Linked DNA regions of Mus musculus: region 1 is linked to region 2. Evidence: chromatin loops called from intact Hi-C (ENCODE). Cell type or tissue: heart. All regions are shown on one strand. Links, peaks and the distances in the headings refer to the core of each region. The heading gives the core; the rest is flanking DNA.

Region 1 (8,337 bases), core at 269-8,268, 54 kb before region 2:
TAGCACAGAGAGGTCAAGAAAGCTATTTAATTTAGCACTCTGATTTGTCAAAGGACAGGGCTCGTGTGTGTGTGTGTGTGTGTGTGTGTGTGTTGCCTGAATATATGTGTACGTGGAACCTGCAGAGGCCAAAAGAAGACATTGGATCCCCTGGAACTGGAATTATAGACAGTTGTGAGCTGGCATGTGGGTACAGGGAGTTGAACTAGAGTCCTTTGGAAGAACAGCCAGTGTTCTTATCCACTGAGCAATCCCTTCAGCTCCAAATTAAGACTCCTAATTTGTCCAGATTTATCCATACCAAGTAGCTTTTGTTAACATACAGATTTTCTTCTGAGTAGTTTTTGGTCAGTCTTTAAAACATGACAAACAACAAAAAATGGTCTGCGTTCATAGTCCTGCTTGTCCTGGAACTCTCGAGATAGGCTTCCCAAGTGCTGGGACTAAAGGCATGCGCTGTTATAGCTGGCTCATCATCGTTTTGCTTTCATTTCTCCCTCCTTCCTTCCTTCCTTCCTTCCTTCCTTCCTTCCTTCCTTCCTTCCTTCCTTCCTTCTGAGTCAGGGTAGTCTCAGTGTGGCCCTAACTGTTTTGGAATTCGCTCTATAGATTAAGCTGCTCCAAACTAGGATGTTCCAACTGCGTCTGCCTCCTGAGTGCTGGGATTAAAGGTGTGCGCCACCTTGCCTAGCTTGTCACACATCTTTTTAAAACATGTTTTTCTTTTCTTTTTTCTTTTCTTTATTTTCTTTTTTTTTTTTTCCATTAAAGAATTTATTTTTAAGCCGGGCATGGTGGCACACACCTTTAATCCCAGCACTTGGGAGGCAGAGGCAGGCGAATTTCTGAGTTCGAAGCCAGCCTGGTTTACAGAGTGAGTTCCTGGACAGCCAGGACTACACAGAGAAACCCTGTCTTGAAAAAAAAATCCAAAAAAAAATTTTTTTTTAATAAATTCTTTTTTTTTTTTTTTTTTTTTTAAAGATTTATTTATTTATTATATGTAAGTACACTGTAGCTGTCTTCAGACACTCCAGAAGAGGGAGTCAGATCTTGTTACGGATGGTTGTGAGCCACCATGTGGTTGCTGGGATTTGAACTCTGGACCTTCGGAAGAGCAGTCGGGTGCTCTAACCCACTGAGCCATCTCACCAGCCCTTTTTTTAATAAATTCTAATCAAGAGTTATTTATGTGTATGTGAATGCTCGAAGGTTGTGGGCATGTTTATGAATGCCCTTGGAAGCCAGAAGAGGGCATTAGATCTCCTTGAGAGCAGTCCAGTGTGGCTGCTGGGAACCAAACTCCAGTCTTCTGGAAGAGCAAGCAGCAGTGCTCCTAACTGCTGAGCCATCTCTCCAGCCCCTTAACAATTGCAATAAAGTGAGATATTATTAAAGGGTCAACAATTTTGATAAGTAAGAAAAAATTTCAAATTAACAAGGAAGATACAACTTCTTTTAGTGTGTGTGTGTCTACATGTTCATGTGGGTATATGCATAAGCACTCGTGAGTGCACACATGCATGTGTGCATGAGTATGCACATGGGAGTCATAGGGCAGAGCACTTGTGAGTGCACACATGCGTGTGTGCATGAGTATGCACATGGGAGTCATAGGGCAGAGCACTTGTGAGTGCACACATGCGTGTGTGCATGAGTATGCACTTGGGAGTCTTATGGCAGAGCACTTGTGAGTGCACACATGCGTGTGTGCATGAGTATGCACTTGGGAGTCATAGGGCAGAGGTGGAGGTCAGGTGCCTTCCTCCATGACTCTCTACCTTACTGTTTGTGGCAGGCAGGGTCTCTCACTGAATGTGGAACCCCCTGAGTCCATGAGTGTCAGGGATCCACTGCCCTCTCCTCCATGAAGCTGTATGGCAGCGTGTGTGACTTGTTACATAGGTGCTGGGACCTCGATTCAGGACCCAGTGCCTTTACTAGCAGGCATCTCTCCACCCCCAGCTTGCTTTCGTTACCCTTCTGATAGCGATGTGCCTAGGACTGTGGGATTTTTTTCATCTCTAAGGACTTCTACTGCTAGGTTTCTCTAGGTTGCCCTGGCTGTCTGGAAACTTAATATATAGACCAGGCTGGCCTTGAACTCAGAGTGTGTGCAACCACGCTCAGCTGAGAGCATCAAACTTGTTATGTCCATTAGTGTCATACTGATTACTGATAGCTCCTTCTTGAAGGTGGCCTCCACCCGTTTCCCCTCTGTATTATCTGATCCGTAATTCACAGCACAGCACAGCACAGCACAGCTATAGCTTGTACATCTCCAAGTAAGAGAGTAAGCCTGCCCTTTCATTACTATACCCTGGAAATCAATTATTCTTTTTTTTTAAAGATTTATTTATTTATTTCATGCATATGAGTACACTGTTGCTATCTTCAGACACACCAGAAGAGGGCATTTATGAGTTTGAGGCCAGCCTGGTCTACAGAGTGAGTTCCAGGATAGCCAGGGCTACACAGAGAAACCCTGTCTCGAAAAACCAAAAAAAAAAACAAAAAAAAAAAAAAAAAAAAAAAAAAAAACACTCCTGGCTTCTCTCTCTCTCTCTCTCTCTCTCTCTCATGCGCACACGCACAGGCTGAACCTCACCACGTAGCTGAGAATGACCTTGCACTTCTGATCCTCCACTCTCCTGAGTGCCTGCCCATATCAGTTTATTTCTCTTTACATTGTGTGTGTGTGTTTACATGTGTGCATGTCTGTTTTTCAGTGTGTATACTTGTTCTTCATGTGTGTGAGCTTGTGTGGATGGGTGGGGTGCATGTGCACAGGAGTGTTCATGCATATGGATTGGCATGATGTGGAGGTCCTACATTGATGTCAGGAGTCACCATCATCCATCGATTTCCCACCTCACTTATTAAGACGGGGTCTCAGTCACACCCACAGCTCTTAGACAGTCTTGTGTTTCTAACCAACTGGCTCCCAAGATCCCTTCTCTGCCCTTTGAAGCTGGAATTACAGGCAAGCCATTATGCCCCCCTGACAGGTAGGGATTCTGGGAATCCAACACCCATCTTCACGTTTGCCGGCACAGGTACTTTAAGCACTGAGCCTTTCCCCGTCCCTCTATTTGCTTTTTTTTTTTTTTTTTGAGACAGGTAGCCAAGTCTGGCCTCAAACTCTCCATCCTCCTGCCTCAGTTTCCCAAGTTGCTACTATTAGAAACATGCTACCATACCTGACTTAAAATGTTGTTGAGGCTGGGCGGTGGTGGCACACGTCTTCAAGCACAAGTCTCGGGAGGTAGAGACAGGCAGATCTCTGAGTTCGAGGCCAGCCTGGTCTACAGAATGAGTTCCAGGACAGCCAGGCCACACAGAGAGACTGCCTCAGAAAATAGAACAAAACCCCCACCGTGGTTGACAGTAAAATGATAGGCAGCAGTTTGACTTCAGTTGGGAGCAAGGGCACCTTGATACCCACTCGGAAATCATGTTCAGATGGCCAGCTTGGGCAGACTCTGAAAATGGCGGTGTCATAGTTCCTCTGTATAACTTCATTTCTGAAAATAGAATACCATCTGTTACCCACATCTGAAGAACATTTTGATTTTAAGTAGAATTACGGGTTTAGTCTAAATGCCAAGTACAAGCGCTTGGCCCATCTGTTTTGTGCGCATGCGCGGACTGAGGCGCCTTTGTGTTGTCTGCACAGTCCCCCTTCCTGTGTACTCCCGAGACCGGAAGTTTCTCTACCCTCCAGAGCTCTCTTGAGTGCTGAGGCTTCGGTCTGACTTGCAGCCGCTGCAGAGATAACGCCTGAGTCCTGAATTGCTTTACCTATTGCAAGTTAAAAGTCTACAGTTCAAACAAAAACCCTGACTGTCTGAGAAGCAGCATCAATCTGCAGGTGAGTGAAACCTTTATGTAGTGTTCTCAGTGTCCTTACAGCTCCAGTGAGAGTTTGATGATGACGATTTATTATTATTATTATTATTATTTATTATTATTATTATTATTTGGGATCAGCTTGTCCCCATTTGGAGGGACAGTTGTTGAAAATTCCTTAGGTCAGTGAAATTTCCAGACTTCCTCCTGACTCCGTTTTCTTTTCCATCGCCTTCTGCAGGACTGGTTGCTCTTCTAACTTCTATGTTGGGTACCAGCCCCTCTGCTTCATTTGCCGACTTAATTTTAATAATTGATACAGTATCTAGTTCCAAGGGGATCCAGGACTCTAGTGCCCATAGGCATCTGCACTTGTGTGCAAATACACAAATATGTAAGATAGATAAAAAAAAAAAAACCCTTTACATCTGTACTGAACATATAGATTTTATTCCCTTATTATTACTCCCTGACCAATACAGTATGGCAACCCTTTGCCCAGGATTGCTACTGGGTATTATATGTAACCTAAAAATGATTCAGCCGTTTTAACTATATGAGAAGATATGCACAGATTGCTTGTCAGTATGCCATTTATACAAGCAGCTAAGCGCTAATAATCTAAGATACTCAAGGATGACTCTGTAGACTCTCTCCCTAACTATTCTTGCTCATTTCTTCCTTTCCTTTCTTTCGGGGGGTGGGGGTGGGGTGGTGTGTTTTGTTTTGTTATTTCAAAACAGGGTTTCTCTGGCTGTCCTGAAACTCAGAAACTCACTCTTTAGACCAGACTGGCCTCAAATTCCGAGATCTGCCTGTCTCTGCTGGGATTAACGGCCTTCTCCACCACACCTAGCTGCTCAGTCTTTTTGAACCCTGAATTACTCTACACTGGCAACCATATGCTACTTTTTTATTGTTGTTGAAACAGGCTTTCACTTTGTAGACTTGGGTGTCCTGGAACTCCCTATGTAAACCAGGCTGGCTTCTAAGCCACAGAGATACACCCAACTTTCTGCCTCTTGAGTACTGATCAAAGATATATCATACCACATTTGGCCACTTAAAACATACTTGTCCTTATCTGCCAGTGTTTATTAAAACTATTTTGCCTTTTTTTTTTTTTTTTTTTTTTTTTTTTCCTGAGACAGGATTTCTCTGTGTAGTCCTGGCTGCCCTGAAACTCACTCTGTAGACCAGGCTGGCCTCGAACTCACAGAGATCTGCCTACCTCTGCCTCCTGAGCCCTGGGATCAAAGGAGTACACCACCACCACCTTATTTTGCCTATTTTTGATTGCTCTATCTTAGAGCAGTTAACTTACTAATATGAAAGATGGAGAAATGCTATCCCCAGCACCAATACTGCCTGTGCTTTTGGTACAGCTTATATCACTGTATTAAAAAAAAAAGATTTGCTTATTTTATTTAATGTGCCTGACATGTGCACCTTTCAGGCCAGTGAGGTGGCTCGTTGGGTAAAGGCACTTGCCACAGAGCTCAGTGGCCTGGGTTTGATTTCTGAAACCTAGGTGGTAGGAGAAAAGAGACTCCTCCAAGTTGTCCTCTGACCTCCACACACAAACTGTGCATGTGTGCAAGCTCAGCACATATCACAACATTAGTATTGCCTTCTTGTTTTCTTTCCTTTTTACTTTTGCTAAAATGTTACAGTAATGTGCTTAATTAGCATAGCTTTTTTATGAATGGAGTTTCTTTGTATTTGAAGAGCCGGGTCTGGAAAGTGTCTTTATTCTGTTCAGTGGTTTCTCTTTTTTTATATCATGTTTCCTACAACCTACTCAATACTTTTTAGACTTCTTAGATCCTACTACTGCTCCACTAAATTTCCAGTCTTATTTTATATTCTTTTGTTTCTTCCATTCTTTCTACTTGTTTCTTGCCTTTTTTTTTTTTACCAATTTTGTTAAGTCTTTCTTTTTAAATACTAATTTTAATTATAATTATTGTACGTGTGTGTATGTGTGTGTGTGTGTGTGTGTGTGTGTGTATACAGGCATGCTTCCATGGTCTGTATGAAGATCAGAACACAAGGCTGTGGAGCCTTATTCCACATGGGTTCTGGGGTCAACCTTGAGACCAAGCATGAGAATAAAGCAGTTTACCAGTGGACGCACCTCATTTGCTCTTAATTTACTATCATTTTGAACACATAGAGCACTGTTTATGTCAAGATGCTATAAAACACATAATATATTTTATTTTAAAAATAGTATATTTAATTTTAGTTCTTTAGAATATTAGCGGTAGGACTGGAGAGATGGCTCAAAGGTTAAGAACATTAGCTGTTCTTCTAGAAGTCCTGAGTTCAATTCCCAGCAACCACATGGTGGCTCACAACCATCTGTAATGGGGTCTGGTGCTCTCTTCTGGTTGCAGGCATACATGCAGAAAGAAAACTGTGCACATAAATAAATAAATAAATATTTGGGCTTTTCTTAAAAAAGAATATTAGCTGTATTATTTGTTATTCAGTGGAAGGGGTTTGTCTTAGTTTTTGTTCTGTTGCTGTGATGTGTCATTATGACAAAGGCAACTCTTATAAATGAAAGAATTTATGGGGCCTGCTTATAGTTTCAGAGAGTTAGCTCATGATTCTCATGTCAGGGGCATGGTGGAAGCAGGAGGATACTCCTGATGCTGGAGCAGTGGCCTGGTGTGGGCAGCAGTGAGATGCCTCCTGGGACAAAGCCACACCTCCTAATCCCTCTCAAGTAGTGCTGCTCCCTCATGAGGGCCGTTCTTATTCAAACCACTACAGGATTAACTCTGAGATACCTTAAATGTGTGATCTTTCTCTCCCAGTCTCCCTACCTCACTCTCTCTACCTCACTCTCCCTACCTCACTCCCCCAAGTGCTGAGAATGCTTTCTCTTGACTACTTTCCAGTTCTTCCCAATGACAAGAGCTGCATCATGGGAATAGGGATGGAGCTCCCTGTGTGGGTTGTTTGCTGACCATGCACTTCCAAGCCCTGCCTTTACGCCCAGCACTGTGTACACCAGGCATGTTGATACAGGGCCAGTGGAGGTGGAATAGTGTTTTTGTAAGTCATTCACGGTTACACGATAATTCAAGGCCATCTTGGTTTACCCGAGACCCTCAAAAAACACATCTCAGCTGTGAAGAGCATGTATTGCTCTTCCATGGAATCTGAGTTCAGATCTCAGCATCCTCTTTGGGAGGCTTATGAAGCCCATGAGCCTCCAGAGGATCTGATGCCTCTGACCTCCGAAGGTATCTGCACTCATGTACACATGTGCGCATATGCGTGCAGAGACACGTTAAATCAACATTAAGTCTTTTTAAAAATTGAATAAACAAGAAAGAGAGTTGGGGTATCAGCTTCATTTACATTTGATTTACAAATATCTACTCTTCCCAAATTATAGAACTCTAGTTAGGATTTTTTGACAGGAGGTCTCAGACTGTAGCCCAGGCTACACGGAAGTTATCTCAAGCTAACATTGGACTCAGGCTGGCCTTTGAAGTTGTGGCAATCCTTCTGCCTTTGTCTTCCAAGTATTAACATTACACACATGACCTACTAGATTTTACTGCATAATCTTTTTGTTAAGTTCTATCAAAAGTTAATTTTGTCTCTACTTGGCACTCTTATTTGCAGGGTCTTTATCAATCTTTCTGTACCTTTAGTTTCTTAAATTAATTTTATCCACGAATGTTTAGTTTTCATAAGTATTTTTCCCACCCCAGTCCTTTTACTACTATTTTAATGGAATTTCAAGAAAACATAGATAAATATATTTTTTTAAAAATATTTTTTTCTCCCTTTCATCCTCAGCACTACCAGTATTGTGTGTTTGCCCTGGTTGTTGTCTAGATTTTTATGTTTTCTCTCTTTTTTTTTTTTTTTTTTTAAAGATTTACTTATAAGTACACTGTAGTTGTCTCCAGACACCAGAAGAGGGCATTGGATCCCATTACGGATGGTTGTGAGCCACCATGTGGTTGCTGGGAATTGAACTCAGGACCTTCAGAAGAGCAGTGAGTGCTCTTAACCTCCGAGCCATCTCTCTAGCCTTTATGTTTTCTCTTATATTCTGTACTGATGGTGTGTGCAAGCTACATTTAGAAGCACTTAACAGCACACACCTGGGAATGTTGCTGCATTTGAGCTTTCTTTTGTACCAAAAAAACTAGGCTTCAGTCATCTAGTTGTTTTTGTCTTTTGTTTTATTTTGTCTTGTTTGAAGGCAGAGTCTCATCTGTAGCCAGGCCAGCCTGTAATTCACTCTCTGATCCATTCATGTTAGTCCCATGCCTCAGTGTCTCAAGTTCTGGAATTATAAGTGTGACCTGCTGTCTGTGACTTAAACAGTCTTTTTTGAATAGCACATTTCTGCATTTTATTAGTATTTTGGGAGACTCCAAGGGTTGTTAAGGGTGTTAATGGTAGTGCAAGCTAGTTTATTGGATGCTTTCTACAGTCTAGACACCAACACTTTCA
Region 2 (8,337 bases), core at 310-8,309:
CGGCTTCACTATTGTTACATTTTCTTTTCCCTTATCAGGCTGTGACGTGTCTAAACCTGACATCATCCTCAGACTGGAGAGAGGGGAAGAGCCATGGACATCGTTTGCAAGTCATGTCTCCTTAGCAAGTTTCTGACTTTAGACATAAGCCTGAAAGAGTCAGGCAACATCACATATCACTGACACGTTTTAAAGGTTCCTGCTTTTGAAATGACAATCTCACCCACAACACTGAAAACACAATTCTGAGCTGGACATGTTGAATGCAACTGGAGTGCTAGAATTTCAGGGTGAAACCACCCTACTCAACCAAGACGTATGAAAAACAATTTTTAGGTTTTTGTGTATTTATGTGTATGTATATTTTGCCTGCATGTATCTATGTGCACTACTGGTGTCTGGGGCCAGAAGAGGGTGTCAGATTCTTAGGAACTAGAGTATTGAACAGTTATGAGCCACCCTATGGATGCTGGGAACTTAACCTGGGTCCTCTGCAAGAACCCTGTCCAGTCCCCTGCACATTCCTTTCAGTAAGGAAGGATTGCTCTCCAGTCTATATTTTATGAAATAAAGATTTGCTGCTAAGCTTGGTGGCGTATGCCTATAATTCTAGTACTTGAGGAGCTGAACTGCAGGACTGCCATGCGTTTGAGGCCAGCCTGATCTACCTAGTGAGTACCAGAGTCAGAGCTACATAGTAATACTCTCAAAAAAAAGAAAAATATATCAAACAAGGGTGCTAGAGAGATGGCTTAGAAGTTAAGAACACTGGCTCTTCCTTAGAGAATCTGGGTTTCCTAGCTCCCACTTAGTGGTTCACAGGTAGTAACTACACTTCTAGGGGATCCAATACCATCCTCTCATGTTCTTAGGTACCAAGCACACATGTAGTGCACATACATACATGCAGGTAAAACACTGACATGAAATAAAATCATTTCTAATTTTAAACGTTCTAAGCAATTCAGGGCTAGCGTTGGCACATAACAAGTTTGAAGCAAGCCTGGACTATGTGAAATCCTGTTACATTTCAAAAACTGCTTGTAGTCATTGGAATGACTTTTCTAGTTGGTAATTAAACCCAAATTTTAAATAGAGCATGATAAAAAGAAATCGGTGTAGGCCTTTGTTGTTGTTGCCTGCTGTAGGTTATCTATTTTTATTTGTTTTGCTTTGTAACTTGGAAGGGGTTTGCTCTAGGTCTTCCCCATGTTAGACTTTTTATAATTTTTTTCTCTTGGAAATTCACTAGTTGTTATTCTTTCCTAGGAGAAAACTGGAAATCAAGAGAGTTTTTAACGAAATTCAAGGAACATGAAGAAAAATACTCAGATCATTTTTACATATTAACTATAGACAAAAGACAATGACTCTAGGGAGCAAGACTGTTAATTCCAAAGACCTACCTCCGAAGTATGACACTCATGGAAATATTTTAGAAAATGTTTCAGAATTAATCAACTGTAATCTAAACCCTGCAAGAAAGAGATTCAGCGAGTATGATTGCTGTGTGAAAACACCCCCAAATCCCATGCAAGATGCGGGACATCCTGACATCAAATCCCACACTCAGAGTGTGGAGTCCTGCAGTCAGGGGGACGCACTTGTGCAGCCTGAGGAGGCTGTAAGTGCAGCACAGTCATCCGAATGTCTGGTTGAGGAGACATCGTTTCTTAGAAAGGGGAGCTCAGTTACACTCAGTAGAGTGCATAGAGAGGAAAATCCATTTATATATAACAAAAAGCAAAGGGCATCAGATCCCGAAAAGCAACATACATGCACTGAATGTGGGAAAGCCTTCTGCAGGAAGTCAGTGTGGATTCTGCACGTGGCCATTCACACGGAGGAATCAGTGTGGAAGCGCATTTAGAAGGAAGTCATATCTCATTGACCATCAGAGAACTCACACTGGAGAAAAGCCCTTTGTTTGTACTGAGTGTGATAAGTCCTTTCGCCTAAAGACAGCCGTCACAGATCACCAGAGAACACACACAGGGGAAAAGTCCTACGGATGTCCACGGTCTAAGAATGCCTTCCGACTGAAATCACACCTTATTCGTCATCAGAGAACTCACACAGGAGAAAAACCGTATGGCTGTAATGACTGTGGCAAATCTTTCCGCCAAAAGACAACTCTGTCCCTCCATCAGAGAATTCATACAGGGGAGAAGCCCTACGTTTGTAAAGAATGTGGGAAATCTTTTCACCAGAAAGCGAACCTCACTGTCCACCAGAGGACTCACACAGGGGAGAAGCCCTATGTCTGTAACAAGTGTGGGAGAGCATTCTCCCAGAAGACAACACTTGCTCTTCACGAGAGGACTCATAATGAGGAGAAGCCCTATGTGTGTAATGAGTGTGGGAAGTCCTTCGCCAGAAGAGCACTCTTGTGGCACATCAGAGAACACACACAGGGGAGAAATCTTACGAATGTCCTCATTGTGGGAAGGCCTTTAGGATGAAGTCCTACCTCATTGATCATCACAGAACCCACACAGGAGAGAAACCATATGAATGTAGTGAGTGTGGGAAACCATTCAGCCAGAAAACAAACCTCAACCTGCACCAGAGGAGTCACACTGGGGAGAAACCGTATTTGTGTAGCGAGTGTGGGAAGGCCTTCCGCCAAAAGGCAACACTTCCTGTCCACCAGAAAATCCATACGGGGCAGAAGTCCCAAGAGTGTCCTCAGTGTGGGAAAGCTTTCAGCAGGAAGTCCTACCTCGTCCATCATCAAAGAACTCACACAGGAGAGAAGCCCTATCAATGCAATGAATGTGCAAAGTCCTTTTGCCAGAAGACAAATCTCATTGTTCATCAGAGAACTCACTCAGGTGAGAAGCCCTATGCATGTAATGACTGCGGCAAGTCCTTTAGTTATAAGAGGAACCTCGTTGTACATCAAAGGATTCATAGAGAAAATGTGGAAATACAATAAAAGAGGGATGTGAAGTCTTTACAATTATTGTAAACCTTTAATATCTAAAGAATAACATGCTTCCACACGTCATAACAGAGATTGAAGCTCCATACCACTGCTTCCTAGCATATGAAATAGTTACAGCCGTTGTTTTAGACTGTTCTGCCGACTTTGAAAACATTATTTAAAAATGCTTCCAACTGGACAGAGTAGCGCTTACTTAATGTCAGCCAGCACTTGGGTGGCAAAGTCAGGAGGGTCACAGTTACAGAGCAACTGACCTACGTACCATCTTTCAGCCCAGTTAGGGCTTTGTACATGAGAGAAACTTACTTAAAACAACAAAATGTAGGACCAAGTTACAAGTGGTTAGCAGTGTCCCTTTCCGTAAGGGAAGGAGAGTAAAGCGAAGGCTCACGGCGCTCTGCATCACTGAGAGACACTTGTTACTTTCCACGTGCAAGTGCATTCGCACACTTGTATGTTTTAAGCATGTTTTATCATACATCTTGCTTTCTAACATCATGCTTTTACATTTTAAACATGTCAGTGCATTTCTTTTAACATTCCACTTTAAGATATATTTCAATCTCTAATGGTAGAATTTTTTTTGGTTTGTTTTTGTTTTTGTTTTTTTGGGTTTTTTTTTTGTTTTTGTTGTTGTTGTTTTTGAGACAGGGCTTCTCTCTATAGTCCTGGCTGTCCTGGAACTCACTCTGTAGACCAGGCTGGCCTCGAACTCAAAAATCTGCCTGCCTCTGCCTCCCAAGTGGTGGGATTAAAGGCGTGTGCCACCATGCCCGGCGGAAATATTTTTTTAATGATATTGTCATAAAAATACCGCTATGCTCTCGTATATGTCTTTTGGTGATTGTATATTTGTATGTGTTTCTAATTATTTCATACCAAACACTGGAATTTTTCTTGCCAACATGTAGGTCTTTTTAATTATGGTACATTCTCGAGTGTATATCAGTCCTTTCCCAAAATGATTCTATTCTTAGAGCTAAATATAAATCAACGTGAAAAAACAAATCCACACAGAACTCTTTTTGTGTGTGTGGTGGTGGTGGTGGTGGGGAGACACACACACACACAAAAATCTCACTCAATGGTGCTGGCTGTCCTAGAATTCTCTTTAGACCAGGCTGGCATCAAACTCAGATCTGCCTGCCTCCCGACTGCTGGGAATAAAGGTATCTGCTGGGCTGGAGAGATGAGAGATGGATCACAGGTTAAGAGCACTGGCTGCTCTTTTAGAGGTCCTGAGTTTAATTCCCTGCAATCATGTAGTGGCTTACAACCATGTGTAATGAGATTTGGTGCCCTCTTCTGGCCTGTAGGCATGCATGCAGGCAGGACACTGTATACATAATAAATCTTTTTTTTTTTTTTAAAAAGAATATAGTGAGTGCCCTTATGCTTAGCTGGAAGCAGAACTCATTACCATCCATTCAACCTGATAATGTTCCATCCCAGCTCCCTCCCCACACCCCAGAAATGTACTGGCACTGGCACTGTCCAAAATGACACTGGGCTCAGCTCAGGCTGGACAGTAGAGAGATTTACTGAGGTGGGGTATATAAAAGACACCTTTCTTCCTACGTGAGGCAAATGAGGCACCTGGCTACATATCAAAGCCCTATGCTAATTTCCAGGCTGCGTCAGTCCCCTTTAACCTGTAGTTCCGGTACATGGTAAGGGCTCTTCCGGCTCTGAATTTCCAGACTGTTAGAGCTTTCAGCTTCTCCCTCCAACTCTGTAGCTCCTTGCTTTTCTCGAAAAACAGTAAGTCCCCACCCGCCCTGCCCCTTTAGTGTCTCCGCTCCGTGGCATCTTTGGGCATTCCCAAACACCTCTGGCTATTTTCACTCTACCCTGAGAGAGACATGGCAGTTTCATGTTTACAATAAATTTTGCTTCTTTATACCCATGGAGTGCTCCATTTCAGTGGCCTTACCATGCCTTCACTTGGAGGTAATACTTGTTGAAAATAAACTTCACAGGCAAGTCATGGTGGCACAAGCCTGAGGTTCCAAAATTTGAGGATGATGCAGAAGGTCCGCCATGAGTCCAGTTTGGACTACATAGTATCAAGGTTTTGAGGTCTAGCTCAAAAGAGGCTAGTTTTGTCTATGTAAATGCAATAAAAGTGGCAGTCATTAGCCATGGCTCAACACAACACAAAAAAAAATTCATATCAGAGAAAAATGCTATACAGCTCATTGTTTTAGGGCTGTTTTGTTTTGTTTTGTTTTTCAAGACAGGGTTTTTCTGTGTAGCCCTGGCTGTCCTGGAACTCACTTTGTAGAGCAGGCTGGCCTCGAACTCAGAAATCTGCCTGCCTCTGCCTCCCAAATTCTGAGATTAAAGGCATTCGCCACCACACCCAACTTTAGGGCTGTTTTTACAGCTCACTATAACTAGTAAGCAGAGTTCATGCTAGAGTAGGGTTTGTTAAATAAGGGCAGCAGGAGTTAAACCAGAGTGGTGCCTACTCTAGAGTTGAGATGGTTTTCATTTCCAAGCTCTTTGAAACACTGAGGCAAGAGGCTTACCAGCCTGAGCAGCCTAACAAGAGCCTGTCTTCACCTAAAAAGCAAAGTGGGGCTATGGATGCAGCTCAGTGCTTGAACACTTGCCCAGCATGTGCAAGGCCCTGAAGAGCCCAGACCACTGGGGTTTATTGGTTTTCTTTATTGTGTCTGAGTGTTCTGCTTGCATTATCTGTGTACTGTGTGTGTAGCACTCAAGGGCCACAAGGGGGTGTCATCACCTGAGACTGGAGTTACAAAAGGTCCTGAGCTGTCCTGTGGGTGCTGGAGCTCAAACCAAGGTCTCTGGAAGGTCAGTCAGTAAACTTCTGTGCTTCACTCCAGCCCACTTTCCATCTTAAAGACACTCCTGGGGGTGGGCGTGTTGCATGCTTGTGGGCAGACGCCGTGCAGCTCAGTTCTGTCCTCCCACTACACACCAGTTGGAAAACTTTGCTTGTCAGCGAATCTTTATTCACTGAACCTTCTCTAGCTTTGTTTACACATGCACACATACGTTCACTCCACTTATGAAAGCATACACTCACGCACACATACACACACGCACGCACTCACTCACAATACACATGAAAACAGCCAGGGGTTGGGGGGCAGGGACTGATGATAACTATTGATGCTGGCTATGAAGGTGTCATTTACTTCTAGAAGATAGCAGCCAGGCATGGTAGCTAGTGGCACACACATTTAATCCCAGCACTTGGGAGGCAGAGGCAGGTGGATCTCTAAGTTGGGTTCAAGACTTGCCTGGTCTACAGAGTGAGTTCCAGAGCAGCCAGGGCTATATAGAAAAACTGTCTCAAAAAATAAAACAAGAAAAAGCCAAAAAATGAAAAGGTGAAAAGATTTGCAGTATCATCTAGTTGTTTACAATCTCAAAAGCAAAATGTGTGTCAAAATTTAACAATGAAAACTGCCTTGCAGATTTACACTTCTAGTGAATTTAACCTTTTTATATAAATGAATTAAAAACAGGTCTTCAACATGAAAGCCAGCTTATGAGGACAAAGTTATGAATCATAACAGCTTTCCACATGAGACTGCAATTATGGCCAGCTGCACTAAGGTAAACCCTCTATGCATTTCAACACACCCGCTAAACAGTCCTGGGAACAGTGGAAAGATGGAACCTTGATCTTTTAAATTCGATACAAGAATGTGAAAGCAGCCAGGCAGTGGTGTCGCACGCCTTTAATCCCAGCACTTGGGAGGCAGAGGCAGGTAGATTTCTGAGTTCGAGGCCAGCCTGGTCTACAGAGTGAGCTCCAGGACAGCCTGGGCTACACAGAGAAACCCTGTCTCGAAAAACCAAAACCAAAACCAAAACCAACCAAACAAACAAACAGAAGAATGTAAAAGCATCGTAAGATTTTTGGGAAAACGATACTTTGGTATATTTGGTACTCTTGTTTGCAGTTGGTATTTATGTTATCTGCTAGTTTTCAAATATAATAGCTACAACCTGACAATTCTCATGTGTGCCTTCTTGTTTACCTGTATGAAAGGAATGTATGGGTGTGCACATTCTTTTGTGAGTGGATATAGACGCCTGATATCCCCAGGTGAATCATTCACTGGGGCCTGAGCTGAAGTCCTGCCATCTTGACCTCCCGAGTTGGGCTCAGAAGCATGTTCCTCCATGACCAGCTTTGTATATGGGTTCTGGGGGCCTGGACCCATGCGTGCACATCTAACCTTTACTCCCCAGGCCAAACCAGATACTGATATATTACGCTCCCAGATGGTATCAAATAGCCCACTAAATTTGTTTTTACAAATACTTTATCCAGTTATATGACTATCTGTAGCAGAATTTTCCTCTAATTAGTTGGATAATAAAGACAAGAAGCCAGTCACCGGGCAAGGAGAAGGTTGATCTTCTGGTCCAAGAGGAAGGAACAAACGCCCCCTTTTTGGATAGTGGGGCGGAAATGAAAGGAGGCACCATGTAGGCGGGGAACTGTTAGATCTGGTAGCAGAGTCTGCCACTGTTAGATTTCTAACATAGACTAGTTGATGAGTTTAGGATGACTGGGAATGTGACAGCAGGTGAACTGTGGGAAACTGGGTGGATAGCTGCTTGAGAATAGGCATGGGGGGGGGGCGGGACTTGAACCTGGTAATAGTGTGGGGTTGTTTTTTATTAATTATACGCTACAGGTATCTGTATGTAAATACATATATGCCAGTGTCTGCAAAGGTCCAAAGGTGGTCTTCGACTTCCCTGGAGCCATCATTAGAAGAGGTTGTGAGCTGCCCAATGTGGGTGCTGGGAACCAGCCTCCATCCAGTCTTCTGGAAGAGCCAAGTACTCTTAACCACTGAGCAATCCTATCACTCCATTTTCTCTACCAGCAACTGCACACTAGGATCCTGTTCAACAATTTAAAAGGAGTCTGTTACTATAAATCCAGCAAAAGGCCACTGTTGGGGAGGTCACAGGCCCTGATGGGAAAGCTACTACTGTTTTGTTAAATGGACAAGTGTTCGTCAAATACCCATATAGCTATCACCTTTGTCAGAGAAGCTTCTTTGTACCATATTTAGCGGTGATTTCAGAGACTTAATTGCTCAAAAATCTTAGACCAAATGTTGAATGCCTATAGCCACAAATGGACATGCAAAATTCAGGGAACATTGTGGAATTTGGGCCACAAAGAATCTGAGTTAAATTCCTACCCAATTCCATACTCTGCCCACCTCGTCCACAGATAATCAATAGTTGGCCAGAGAACCAGCGAGATGGCTTAGCAAGCACAAGTTCTGGGTGCTAAGCCAGAAGCTCTAAATTAATTCCCAGAGACCCATATAGTGGAAGAGAAGACCCAACTCCACAAAGTTGTCCTCTAATCTCTACAAGTCCTA

What was found. Hi-C counts contacts between places; a loop is a spot of excess contacts. Peaks named below come from ENCODE experiments on the same cell type or tissue, not always from the same donor. Only the 100,000 strongest peaks of a DNase experiment are listed, where the experiment ranks them.
Region 1: a loop joins it to region 2, with 6 times the contacts of the local background. A loop is called at or near these places in 12 of 42 quality-filtered maps.

Annotation. Positions count from the first base shown.
Region 1 is chr7:30,095,852-30,104,188 of GRCm38, forward strand. It overlaps Zfp260 (zinc finger protein 260), which reads left to right. Exons shown (of 3, transcript NM_011981.4): 2 at 3,677-3,871. Among named protein-coding and RNA genes, the nearest start is that of Zfp260, 4.9 kb to the left of the region's middle. In heart, for the core only: no CTCF peak of the experiment used is centred there; a DNase peak (open chromatin) is centred at 3,680; H3K4me3 peaks cover 434 bases; H3K27ac peaks cover 233 bases.
Region 2 is chr7:30,149,994-30,158,330 of GRCm38, forward strand. It overlaps the pseudogene Gm10988. Among named protein-coding and RNA genes, the nearest start is that of Zfp146, 16 kb to the right of the region's middle. In heart, for the core only: a CTCF peak has its summit at 4,253 (motif pointing left); no DNase peak of the experiment used is centred there.